2 separate regions of the Homo sapiens genome follow, and region 1 is linked to region 2. Evidence: chromatin contacts called from ENCODE Hi-C data. All regions are on one chromosome and are shown on one strand. Each heading gives the region's core, a stretch centred on a gene start or an enhancer-like site at or near the end of the contact. The rest is flanking DNA. Distances are from core to core; before and after follow the strand shown. Region 1 overlaps UBE3A (ubiquitin protein ligase E3A). Region 2 holds the start of NIPA2 (NIPA magnesium transporter 2).

Region 1 (2,700 bases), core at 120-2,619, 2.6 Mb after region 2:
ATCATTTGACTATTGGCTATAATGTACTGGATATTTGTGTTTCTGACTTCAATGCTTTTGCTTCTGAGGAGACTTCACTCGGAAATGGTCCTCTATCCATTACTAACCTCTATCCCCCACCCACCTATCATGCCATGTTAAAAACTGGCCTCATTCTAAACACTGTATCTCACAGGGTTATCTAAACTCTTATACATAATCACCATCTCCTTCATGTCTTATTATACATTCTTAATACCATAAAATAATTTATTAATTTCTCCTTATATTTATTATGTTATACCTTACATTACAGCTATCTGTATACATTTGTCAGTGCCTCTAGTTGTAAGCTGATTGATGGTAGGGATCATCTCTTCCATATTTTACTTTTCGTAATAATGGTGACTATGTTTTCTTGACACCATACCTCCCCTCTACAAGAAAAAAAAAAAAAAAAAAAAGGAATCAGGACCCATGGCCTTTGAGCTAGTTCCAAATGTGACTCATAGATGAACAAAGATACCATTTCTTCCCAAATTAACACAAATATAAGTAAATGCCAATTTAAGAAACGTTTTTTCAAAGACTAAATATGTAAGAATAACCAAAACAATTGTTTCTAATAATGTTCCTTTCTCTACCAGATATTAAAACATATTAACTTAAATGGAATAATTAAAATCGGCATGCCTTTAAAAAACTGAGTATACACTAAATATATGCATACCTTATGACTTAAAAATTTCACTCTTAAGTATACCAAACAGAAGTAAACATATTCACAAGAAGACAATCACTGAAATGTTTAGAGCAGCAGCAATATTCTTAACAGTTCCAAACCAAAAATGATTAAATGTCCGTAACAGCAGATTAAACTATGGCATATTCTTAAAATGGAATATCACTTCCATTCTTAAAATGGAATATACAGCGACTATCATAAACAATTACTACAACCAACAATGTGAATAAATCTCACAAATACATTAAAAGAAGTCAGACACAACTAAATGTGCTTGATTCTAGTTAAAGGATGAAAACAGGCAAATCTAATCTATGCTATGAGAAGTCAGGACAGTGGTTACACATGGAAGAAAAGGGGTAGTGACACAGAGCACAAGGGGCTACGCAGGAGCTGCTGCTGTTTTTTGATCTGAATGCTAGCTAAACGGGTGCTCAGTGTGTGAAAGTGCAACAAGCTATACACTTAGAAGTGTATAGCTTAAAACATTCTAAAAAAAAAAAAAAAAACCTCATATGGTATTAGCATTAGACAAAGAGGTAAGCACAACAAGCACAACAGAAAGCTAATTTCAGAGAAAGATCCGAAAGTATCTGACAGTTGCTCCTTCTCAAACGAGAATTTTCAGACCTTGGATAACAGGCAGCAGAGGACTATAATGCATGAAAGGACAAAAACAAAGGAGGTGAGCCATCCACTGCTTGGATGTCTGCCTGGAGGTAATTTCCAACCTGCAGTCAATGGAGGGGAAATCCAGTGAGAAGACAGCAGTTTTACTGAGTTCAGAATCAAGAGATCAGAGCTGAGAAAGCTGAAGTGGGTAAAATTGATGACAAGTGCCAGACAAGTGCTTGTCTGAGAAGGCAGAGAAATGGCTTCAGAAATCTGCCATTTGAGAGTCCACTGCTGAGTACTAACTGTACACGATTAAGGTAAGTGACTCCATGAAGCTAGTGAAAGAGGGGCAGTAAGCTGAAATATTCCCAGTACTTATAAAGGACTGGGAGACTCCTAAAATTCTCTCTAACCTGAGTGAAGAGAACACGGTGACACTGGGAGCATTTAGTAAAGACTCAGAAGGATCATGCCTTAGGTAGGAGCTACTACCATTAAAGCAAAGCCTTCTCTAGACAAACTCCAATGTAGCCCTGAAGGGATAAAACTGACCAGCAAGTTATTTAGGTGGCTACAAAACAAAACACTCTAAAAGAAAACAAAATCTAGACACCCAACAACAAAATATTACAATGTCCAGCATCCAATCTTAAAAAATCATTAAATATGTAAAAAACAAAAAATAAAATAAAATAAATACTAGGAAAATACAACCCATGACCAAGAGAAAAAACCAACCAACAAATTCAGAGTGAAAAAATTCAAGAAATCAATAAGTAACCTGATTTTCAAACAGCTATTACAAATATGCTCAAGAATTCAAAAAAATACATGAATAAAATGAATCAAATGGAATTTCTTGAAATATAAAGCGAAATATCTGAAATTATTTAACAAGGGAGGAGAAAAAACAGTAAAATAGAAGACAAAGCAAACTGAAGCACAGGGAAATAAAAAGACTGAAAAATAATGAATATGATGTTAATGACCTGTGGATAATACCAAACAGTCTAACATATGTGTAACTGGAGTCCCAGAAAAAGAGGAAATGATGAAAGAGGAGTAAAGGTGGTAAAAAATATATATATAGAAGAAACAATGGCAACAATCTTCCAAATTTAAGGAAAACCATAAATGTACAGATTCAAAAAGAAAAAAAAAACAAAACCCCAACAACTCTCAGCATGGTAATCATTGTGCAAATATCATAGAACGTACTTACACAAATCTAGATTAGATGGTATAGCTTACTACAGAACTAGGATACATGGTATAGCCCGGGTGCTCCTAGGTTATAAAGCTGTACAGCATGTTACTATACTGAATGAATACTGTAAGCAACTGTAACAAAGTGTAAGTAT
Region 2 (2,700 bases), core at 33-2,532:
CGCTTGAACCGGGGAGGCGGAGTTTGCAGTGAGCCGAGATCGTGCCACTGCACTCCAGTCTGGCGACAGAGCGAGACTCTGTCTCAAAATCAATCATTCAATCAATCTGCTCTCAGTGTCTCGAGGCGGGCTTTCACCAAACGTCAACCTCACATCTATTCCGCGACCGGGTCAGTAAGGAAGGGCCCAGCGGTCGTCGAACTACCACAGCTATTTCGGCCCCGCCCCGTCCCGCCCCCAGCTTTGGACCCACCCTTTCCCCCGCTTCTTGCCCTCTTGGGAGCTCTGTTCCCCTTTGGCATCGCCCGGGGACACCAATTAAATGCAGCTTCACACTGTGACTGCCCCTGGGAACCCTCATTTTATTTTATTTATTTATTTATTTTTGAGAAGGAGTCTCGCTCTGTCGCCCAGGTGGAGTGCAGTGGCTGATCTCGGCTCACTGCAACCTCCGCCTCCCGAGTTCAAGCGATTCCCCTGCCTCAGCCTCTGGAGTAGCTGAGATTACTGGCGCGCACCAACACGTCCAGCTAATTTTTGTATTTTTAGTAGAGATGCGGTTTCCCCATGTTGGTCACGTTGGTCTCGAACTCCTGACCTCGTGATCTGCCCGCCTCGGCCTCCCAAAGTGCTGTGATTACAGGTGTGAGCCACCGCGCCCGGCCGGAACCCTCATTTATTCTATTTTTTTTTGAGACGGAGTCTCGCTCTGTCGCCCAGGCTGGAGTGCAGTGGCGGGATCTCCGATCACTGCAAGCTCCGCCTCCCGGGTTCGCGCCCTTCTCCTGCCTCAGTGTCCCGAGTAGCTGGGACTACAAGCACCCGCCACCACGCCCGGCTAATTTTTTGTATTTTTAGTAGGGGCGGGGTTTCACCGTGTTAGCCAGGATGGTCTCGATCTGCTGACCTCGGGATCCGCCCGCCTTGGTCTCCCAAAGTGCTGGGATTACAGGCGTGAGCCACAGCGCCGGGCCCGGAATCCTCGTTTTAAATAAGGGCCACGCCGGAGTTTGATTTTGAACTGATCGGCCAACGCCACCTGGCAGCATACTGTACTGCTTAACTACGCTTCCAGCTTCGTCCCTCGCCAGGTCCCGCCTGGATCCTGCGCCCCGCCCCCGTCCCCACACTCTACGCGCCCCGCCCTCCGCGCTCAGCCGACTGGGGCCTTGTAAAGGAACCGGAACCCGGCGGGAGAGAGCCCCGGGGGCGGGGTGTACGTGGTGCGGCACTGCGCGTGCGCGCGAGGCCTCTTGCGTCATTTAGCCGCGCCTAGGTTTTCCGGCGCCGGCCCTAGGTCCCGGCAGCGGTGGTGACGGCGGTGCCGGAGGTTGTCCTTGGCAGGTTTTCCTCGGCGCTTCTCCATGGAGGAGGCGGTGCGAACGGCTTCAGCCCCGAATGCTCGCATCTCCCACTGGACGGCGACGAAGGCGGTGGCCGTGCGAGCGCAGGACTGGGCGGCCTGTGTGGGGGTGTGAGCCGCGGTGCCCAAGGCTGCGCCGGCGAGGGGAAGCCGCGCGGCCGGCCGGCCGACTAGGGTGAGGTCGCCACTCCTTCCTTTCAGGCAAGCGCGAAGGGGCTGACTTGGTGGCGAGCCAGCCCGCCTTGTGTCGGAGAAGGGTTCTTCGGGCAACTTTCCTTTCCGGGTGTTCTGAAGCGGTTTTCCTGTAATCCTCAGTGAGGAAACCCACCGTGAATCGGATTGCCGTTCAGTCCCACGGAAGCCTGGCTCGTTGGCCATGTCGGGGACGCATGTTCATTAAGTTCATTAAAATAATTTCATTTGTCTTGGTGAGTTTTAGAAGGTGGCTTCAGCTGCTGCGGGGATCATAACTGACAGTTAAACAAGCCTTAGAAGTCTGCTGTGACGTTTTGAGCCTGACTGTTTTAATTTCCTTTTATAAAATCACGGAATCCTATTTCCCTCTCTATACAATTGCTCAAAACTGTGTGTTTAGTTTGGTGTTTGTGCCTCCTTAATTTCTTTTCTAGGTTGTTAGTTCATTTAATACAGGACTGCATGTTAAGTTCTGTTTCTAGAAATCCTGTGTATAGCCATGTGCCCGGTTAATACTTTTTTTAGTAAGAGGAAATATCAGAGTCGAGAGTTTCCATTCCAGTAAGCTGCCTGTCGAAGCAGTAGTTGTGCTCGATTGAGTAGGTTTTATGTTGATTGGTTGGCAAAATGAGTATGAAGGCTAGTAACCAAATTATAAAACGTACTTAGTAACTTTAAGTCTTTTGCCTACTTCTGTGTTTTCTTCTTTCTAGGCTGGAGCTACTCGGCCAGGGTTTAAGACTTTAAATGAGAATAAAGGGTGGTATTTACGAGGAAATGAGAGTGAATAAGTCATCTCTAACCTCTCCCAGCCTTTTTTTCATAAGAGAGACCATATTAAACTTACATGTAAGTTAAAATTGTAATTTATAACTAATATTGTTGCATAGTTAGGGTTGGAGATTTAGGTTCTGTAATATTTATAAGTACAGTACTGCTTTGAAAAATTATTAGCCAAGTGAGAGGTTGGAAAAAATTAAATCTAACATGTATTTAATTTTTCTGAGCCAAGGTCTTGCTCTGTCCCCAGGCTAGACGGTGCAATCTGGGCTCACTGCAACTTCCGCCTCCCGGGCTCAAGTGCTCCTCCCACCTCAGCCTCCCCAGCAGCTGGGACCACAGACGTGCGGCACCATGCCTGG

The links. A loop is a pair of places that touch in the nucleus more often than their neighbours do. Pooled maps may share reads with other maps.
Region 1: a pooled map shows a loop between it and region 2 (2.7-fold over the local background). The contact joins the enhancer-like site here to the promoter of NIPA2 in region 2. A Hi-C loop is called at or near these places in 2 of 50 pooled maps.

Annotation. Positions count from the first base shown.
Region 1 is chr15:25,415,427-25,418,126 of GRCh38, forward strand. All of the region lies in intron 1 of UBE3A (ubiquitin protein ligase E3A), which reads right to left. All of the region lies in intron 147 of SNHG14 (small nucleolar RNA host gene 14), which reads left to right. Among named protein-coding and RNA genes, the nearest start is that of UBE3A, 22 kb to the right of the region's middle. Within about 2 kb of position 1,370, at least 2 of the 41 ENCODE cell types and tissues checked have a DNase peak (open chromatin) inside an H3K27ac peak, as active enhancers do.
Region 2 is chr15:22,837,384-22,840,083 of GRCh38, forward strand. NIPA2 (NIPA magnesium transporter 2) reads left to right here and starts at 1,283. Exons shown (of 8, transcript NM_030922.7): 1 at 1,283-1,538; 2 at 2,272-2,407. RefSeq lists an enhancer at 1,180-1,409.